2 separate regions of the Homo sapiens genome follow, and region 1 is linked to region 2. Evidence: read pairs that join two places in POLR2A ChIA-PET (ENCODE). Cell type or tissue: OCI-LY7. All regions are shown on one strand.

The links. Peaks named below come from ENCODE experiments on the same cell type or tissue, not always from the same donor. Only the 100,000 strongest peaks of a DNase experiment are listed, where the experiment ranks them.
Region 1: POLR2A ChIA-PET joins it to region 2 with 7 read pairs; 2 of 35 experiments call an interaction of 5 or more read pairs at or near these places.

What each region holds. Positions count from the first base shown.
Region 1 is chr14:38,200,222-38,204,221 of GRCh38, reverse strand. No RefSeq gene overlaps it. Among named protein-coding and RNA genes, the nearest start is that of SSTR1, 5.7 kb to the left of the region's middle. RefSeq lists a silencer at 624-918. In OCI-LY7, no CTCF peak of the experiment used is centred here; a DNase peak (open chromatin) is centred at 1,711.
Region 2 is chr14:38,336,773-38,340,772 of GRCh38, reverse strand. No RefSeq gene overlaps it. Among named protein-coding and RNA genes, the nearest start is that of CLEC14A, 83 kb to the right of the region's middle. In OCI-LY7, no CTCF peak of the experiment used is centred here; no DNase peak of the experiment used is centred here.

The DNA.
Region 1 (4,000 bases), 140 kb after region 2:
GGAACATTGTCTGCAGCAGCAGAATCAGTGTCAGGTTTACAAACACCTGTCTGGACAGATGGGACCAAATTGAGTATAAGGGGCTAACACCACTCAGCAATATGGCCTACAGCAAAGGTTGTGTCACTTAAGGACCATCTGCCACTAAGCAGTTAACATGATGTCAGTCTAACGAGAAAGTTACCAGAGCACAAATGTGGCTATAGGGCTAAGAAACAATCCTGGACTTCATTTCTCAGGAATACCCAATCACAGCAGCCTTGGTAGCCTGTGGTTTAGTTCATCACCAACCTCAGCAAACTCACCCTGGCCCACTGATTTTCCTATTGCCTCTTCTGTGAACAGCATGACAGAGTCTTTTTTTGTGCTTTTAGCAAAGACCCATATGGTGTAACAACTCCTATTCTTCCCTATGTTTTCTCTACTACAAAATAATATTTCTAAAAACAAGAATTCAGCACATACAGGAAAGTATTCATTACAAATAATGGAAACATAAAAGCAGAACAGGAGCACATTCATGTTATCTGTATTATTTTGAATAGTCCTTATCAGTAATACATTTTTCTGTAATAAAGTCTGTTAGTTAAGGATTTTAAGATGGATGCATTAGTTTAAAACTATTGTCTCGAAATCTTTTTTCTTTTCTTTTTTTTTTTTTTTTTTTGAGAACGAATCTTACTCTGTTGCCCAGGTTGGAGTGCAGTGGCATGATCTTGGCTCATTGCAACCCCCACCTCCTGGATTCAAGTGATTATCTTGCCTCTGCCTCCTGAGTAGCTGGGATTACAGGCGCCCATCATGCCCAGCTAATTTTTATATTTTTAGTAGAGATGGGGTTTCAACATGTTGGCCAGGATGGTCTTGATCTCCTGACCTCATGATCTGCCTGCCTCAGCCTCCCAAAGTGCTGGGATTACAGGCGTGAGCCACTGCGCCAGATAATTGTCTCAAAATCTTTAAAAAAATTTTTTTGGCATTTCTCTTTTTAGCAAAAATCACAAAGAAATGCTTTCAAAACCACAAACCATATTTTTGTTTATTTTGATACTTCAATTTATGTTTGATTTTGAGCAGAGGATTTAAATACTTAGAGCAAATCATTCATTCCTTGAGAAAGGGCTGTTCCTTTGGAGCGGGCTATATCTGTCAATCAGCTCCACCAGCCCAGCAAAGAGCTAGGGTGTGAAAGGAAAGCCTGTTTTGTAGATGAAAACAATGTAAGCATCTAAACGCCCACCACCATGATACTGCCACTTTGTTCTCATTTTAAATATGTTGAGGCAGGAGTCTAGGTTCATGTTTCAACAGCCAAAACACTTTTATTTAGACGATGAAGCAACTTAAATGATTGATCTTTTCTCCCTTTCTGTAATTAAGTTGGAACTGGTCATTACTGGTTCTAGGTTGACAGTCTCTCCATCTCCTTGTCTTCTCCTGCTGGAGGCAAAATGGGGGGCTGTGTCTGTGAGCTGTCAGACTGGAACTCAGAACTACCAGGAGTGGTCCGGAAAGAGGTCCTGGATCCTCACCTCACTGTCCCCTCTTGAGAGTGGACTGCCTCTCCTCACCAGCACCTGGCCCTGCCCCTGTCTCCTTTTGCCCACAGCATGGAATGCTACTTTACTTAGTCCTTGAGGAAGTAGCCCGTGCTACTACTTTCCTACAGCCTGACATCTCCTTTCCTGCCAGAAGAAGGAAGTAAGAAGATAGCATAGCCTAGGTGGGGACACCTGGCCTACACTCCTTCTTTGTTGACTGTTTGGTTGAGCCAAGATTTCGCTGCTTATGCCATTAGCCAATGCAGTGGTTTCTGATATTATATCCTAATTTTAAAAAATTATTTGTATGTGTTTTATTTTATGGAAGTAAAATTCAGACTGCAGTAGAAAAGATTTATTTCCAGTTATTTGCCCCATTTCTTAGTTAAAAGGAAGTGGAAATTAATATCAGAATTCCACTATGTATGAGTAATGTGTGTTTTTAATTGTAACTTAGTAATTTAGCAAATACTTAGGGAATGCCCACTGGGTGGCAGGCACTGTTCTAGGCACAATAGATATAATGACAAATTAGATTAATTTTCTGTGGAATTCTAGTAGGGCAGAAAGACAGTAAACAAGTACAGGTACTGTAATTTCATTTCGTGATAAGTTCTAAGAAGATAAGTGGGGGTGAGAGGATACAGAGTGCTGGAGGGGTGGGTGCACTTGGTATAGATTAGATGGAAAGGGAAGGAAAGAAGATGTTTGAGCAGTTATGAATAAGGTGAAAGTAAAAGGGCACATGTCTGATGAAGGTTGTTCCAGTCAAAGGCAACAGCGCACATAAACCATGGGGATTCTGCAGATGTAGGTGTTGGCATGCTAAAGCTACACATTCCCAATTTTAACTTACTTACCTACTTTCTACAGTCATAATTTAGAGAACATCTCTAGGTGTAAATAATTATTTATTTTGATCAGCACCTCATATAGAGAATACATGAAGATCCTGTTCTTTCCCGCTTCTAGCCACATCCTTCCCGGCAAGGGAAGGAGTTCCTGCAGCCAACAAGTGCCCAGTCTGAGCCCGCAAGCCACATCTAGCCCATACGCTAGATCACAATCTTCTAGACTCCATGACTCCCTGCCCAGAGGCTCCAAACCCACTTCCAGGGAAGTGTGAGCCAAATACATGGCCAAGAAGAGGCTCAGAGGTGACTAGGAGAGGATGTGGCAGATGAGTAATGAGCTTGGCCATAGGGGTTCAGGTATCTGTCCTAATGTACATGAGCCTATTCACTGGGCAGGACAAAGCCAGGAATGGAAGTTGAAGTAGGACAGGCTACTGGTGGGGGCAAGTTCCAGGGTAGAGCTTGTGAAGAGGGCTAGGAGTCTAAATTGGACTCTGTCTTTCCAGGTCATAATGAAGATAGATGATAGGCTATATTTTATTTAACGGACTCTGAGCTTGATTGATAACTTTCAAGGTAAGCAAACATGCACACCAAACAAAACAGTTGGGCCTTTGGAAGAACTTGAAGCACAGATGTATAACCCAAGCCACCAAGAAGATGGAGAGAGGATGCCACACCACTCACTTTATTCTTTTCTGACTACCCCGTTGGCCTTTTTCATTCCAAAATAAAATTTTGCTCTTCCCCCAGTCAAAAATAAAAATGTTATATAAATAATGATGTAAATACACACACACACATTAAATGAACATATATATGCATAGGCTTGAAAGGACAGTTACTAAGATATTAACAGTGGTTATCATCAGGTAGTTGGGTTGTGAATGCTTTCTTCTCCCTTTTGCAGAGATTTTCTAATTCTTCAGTCATAAGCACGCATTGCTTTTTAAGTAAGATAAAAGCAATAAAAGCTTTTTATACCTTAAAAATGAAAAGACTCCAGGCCGTAAGTGTCTGTTCTATTTAATATAACATTTGCTGATTTATTTTCTCCTCAATTATTTTTACTTTTAGAAAAACACTAATAAATTTATTCTTGAAATTAACATGTTGTGATGTAAGTTAAATGGCAAACAAAACATACCCGTCAGAAGGTGGTAGAAGGAACTGGAACAGGAGCTACAACAGTCTATTATTTTCTAGGCAGCCCCTATCATCCCATAGCTAAGTGATTCATTGAGTATGCTTGAGTCTGATATGCCTATCTTTTGGAATTGCTTTATCATTGCTATATAATGTGATTTATTTGTGACATAAATCACAAGATAATGTTTGTGAAAGCAAAGTGTAGTCTAATACCAAACATCAGGGCTTACATCTCATATTTTCCATGACTTTAACCTTGTGCTGGTTGTTTGATCCCTCTGTGCTTCATTTTCCTCATTTGTAAAAGGAAGTAACAGTGCATCTATCTTGTAAAATTGTTAAAAGGATTAAATACATTAAAAGTGTTTAAAACAGTGTCTGGCATATAGTAAGCACTATGTAAATATTTAGCTATTATAAAATAATTTCTGAGGTATGGGTTACAATGTAACACTG
Region 2 (4,000 bases):
ACCAAGAAACTACTACCTTTGTTTATAGGTCATATGGTTATCACTCAAACTTAAAATATATATACTCAGAGGTATATAACTCTGACAATCAATCAAAGTCAACACCCGTTAGCCCAAAGTCAGAAAAGGAAAATGACAAAGGAAGAGACAATAAATGATTGAAAGAAATACAAAAGAGTGAAATTAACTCCCCTGCCCATTAAGTTCTTTTAAATTAAAAATACCCAATCATAAAAAAAAATACCCTATCATTCAACAAGTCACACTGAATTAGCAACTCAGGAACACAGTATTCATCCTCATTCTCTGTCTCCCTCTCCCTACTCATTCTCATGTTCTCAGTGCCTCTTTCAATGATATGAAGTTACAACCAGGTACTGGATTGCTCACCTGATTTTTGGTTCTTATGACAGTGCTTTTGTGTGTGTGTAGTTAGTTGTTAAATTTTGACGTTCCTGCAGGGGAAGCGATCAGTGGAGGCTTCTATTCAGCCATCTTGCTCTGCCCTCTTAAATTAAAGTTGATCATACATATGTACAGGACAAAACATAGTATATATAGAGTTTAGTACTACCTGAGGTTTCAGACATCTAATGGGGGCCTTGAAACATATCCCATTCAGGAAAGACCACTGTGTAGTGTTTCTTGTTTAAAACAAGTAGTCTAACACTGAAACTGAACCAGAAATTCTGAATGTTAGAGAACTGTAACTGCACAATTTATTCTTAAATGTAAACTGTCACTGTGAGAAGCTCAAATACCAATACTCCTTCACTACCTGCACTGTCTTCAAATCTGGACCAAGTCATCTCTTCCGATGACTACAGAGAGAGAGCCAGTGGTAAAAGCAGTATTGTGCAAGTGGCTAATCTATCAGAGGATTCATATAATTTATCATCTTTGGCTAAAATTCAGACTCCCCAGGAATTCTTGCTTCAGGACTGTTTTCAGTCTTCCCTCCTAATGTTTCATCATTTTCAAGCAATTAGTCATAATTATTTCTCTTAATTTTACCTCCTTTCTCTATTTTTCTCCTTTCCTGAGATAGGGATATAAATAAGTACTAAAGTACCTAAAGATAAATAATAGTGAGAGTAGTATAAAAAATGCTTTTCTATTTTGAAAATAGTTAATAATATCTAAATTATCCTTGTTTCACTGCAATCCTTTGGGTCTCTTTGGCAAAAATAAATCACACATCTAATATTAAAGAATGTTGCTAACAGACAAAAATGTATTGGGTATGCTTAAATCTCATTCTTATATATTAGTTATCTAAAAAATCCATTGGAATAAATTGGGTAGCAGGATGTCATATAAAATTTTAGCTCAAAAGTTACTTTGGCATAGGGGTCAATATGACCCTAGATCCAATCCTTGCCTCAAGCTTTTATCTTACTGCATAAAAAGCAATAAAAATAGAAGATGCCTTATTCGTGGTCAGACTTTTAAAAAAACAGCTTTCGTTAGTTGGCATCCTAAATTTTAAAACTCGTATTTTAGTTTTATTCATTTTTAGACTTTTAAAAATTTCAAGTAAAGCTTTTAGTTTGAACGAATATGATTCCATCTTTGATACTTAATTAGTGGCTTGCTATGTACAGTTATATTATTTTAATGTTTAGTAATAAACAAAGGAATCATAATAGTTCTAAAGATATGATAGCTTTCTAGAAGATCTTACTCTTCAATGTGATATGGGTGAAAAGTAAGCATTTAGTCTAACAAGGATATTACTTTTTGTTTACTATACATAACACTTTCAGGATCTGTAAAATTCATTTAATTATACAAATATTTATTGAACCCTTATGATGTTCCAGAAACAGCTCTGGGCTCCAGAACTACATTGCACTTTGAGTATTTTATTTATAAAGACATGTTTTCTTTAGAAATACCAATTTAATAGTAATTTCTTTGGCTACTAGTCCCAAAACATATTTTTAAAAAATTACCTGTAGATGTTCACTACTTATAAAATATTACAGCATTGATTTAATGTAGAAATGGTTTTCCACTTTCAAAAATCAGGAAGAACTCTACTACTATAAATATAATACCTGATTTGCTCCTCATATTGCATGTAACAAATACAGTATGATTCAGAATGTTTGTAATAATTACATGAAACTCCTCTCCTGAAATTCCCCAAATTTATTTTTATTTTAATAGCAATCTGATGACTCCTTAGGAAATATCTATATGAAAAGTAATACTTATAAGACTAGTACCAAGGAAATACATTTTATGGGCCAAGACCTTAACAGACATCTCACCAAAGGATATATGCAGATGGAAATAAACATATGAAAAGATGATCCATATCATAAGTCATCCGGGAAATGCAAATTAAAACAATGAGATGCCACTACACATCTATTAGAATGGCCAAATTCCAAAACATATCAAATGCTGGTGAGGATGTGGAGCAACAGGAATTCACATTAATTGCTGGTGGGAATGCAAAATGGTACATCCACTTTGGAAGACAGTTTGACAATTTCTCACAAAACTAAATATACTCTTATTATATTATTCAGCAATCATGCACCTTGGTATTCACCCAAAAGAGCTGAAAACTTATGTTCACACAAAAATGTGGACACAGGTGTTTAACGCATCTCTATTAATAACTGCCCAAACTTGCCAACAACCAGATGTTCTTCATTAGGTAAATGGATAAATAAACTTGGAACATCCAGACAAGGGAATATCATTCAGTGTTAAAGGGGAAGGCCGGGTGCAGTGGCTCATGCCTGTAATTTCAGCACTTTGGGAGGCTGAGGCAGGCTGATCATGAGGTAAAGAGATCGAGACCATCCTGGCCAACATGGTGAAACCCTGTCTCTACTAAAAATATAAAAAGTAGCTGGAACTACAGGTGGCACTCACCTGTAGTTCCAGCTACTTGGGAGGCTGAGGCAGGAGAATCGCTTGAACCGGGGAGGCGGAGGTTGCAGTGAGCCGAGATTGCATCATTGCACTCCAGCCTGGTGACAGAGCGAGACCCCATCTCAAAAATAAATAAATAAATAAATAAATGAAATGAAATAAAATAAATAAAAAATAAAATAAGCTATTTAGTTATGGAAAGCCATGAAAAGACATGGAAGAACCTTAAATGCATATTAAGTGAAAGAAGCCAGTCTGACAAGGCTACATACTGTATGATTCCAACTATGTGACATTCTGGGAAAGTTAAAACTATAAAGACAAAACAATAAAAATATCAATACTTGTCAGAACCATGGGGGGCATGGATGAATGAATAGAGCACACAGGATTTTTAGGGTAATGAAAATACTCCGTATGATGCTATAATGGTGGATGTGTGTCATTTTCCTTTGTCCAACCCCTAGCATGTGCAATATAAAGTGTAAACTCTAATATAAACTATGGACTTTGGGTGATAATTGTGAACCCAAAAGTATCTGAGACAGGTCTCAATCAATTTAGAAAGTTTGTTTTGTGAAACTTAAGTACACTCCCATGACACAGCCTCAGGAGGCCCTAATGACGTGTCCTCAAGGTGGTCAGAATACAATTTGGTTTTATAGATGTTAGGGAGACATGAGCCATCAATCAATACATGTAATATGTACATGGGTTTAGTCCAGAAATGCAGGATGACTGGAAGAGTGGACTTCCAAGTCATAGGCAGATTCAAAGATTTTCTGACTGGCAATTGGCTAAAAGTGTTATTATCAATAGAAAGAAATATCTGGGTTAAAATATGGGGTTGTGGAGACCAAGGTTTTATCATGTAGGTGAAGCCTCCAGGTAGCAGGCTTCAGAGAAAATGCATTGTAAGTGTTTCTTATCAGACTTAAAGAGTCTGTTCCATCAGTAATTCCAACACGGAGGAGGGTATAATGGGGCCTCTGGCTCCCCTTTCTCATCAGGGTCTGAAACTAGTTTTCTAGGTTAACTTTGGAATGCCCTTGGCTGAGAGAAGGGGCCCATTCAGATGGTTGGGGGCAGGGAACTGGAATTTTATTTT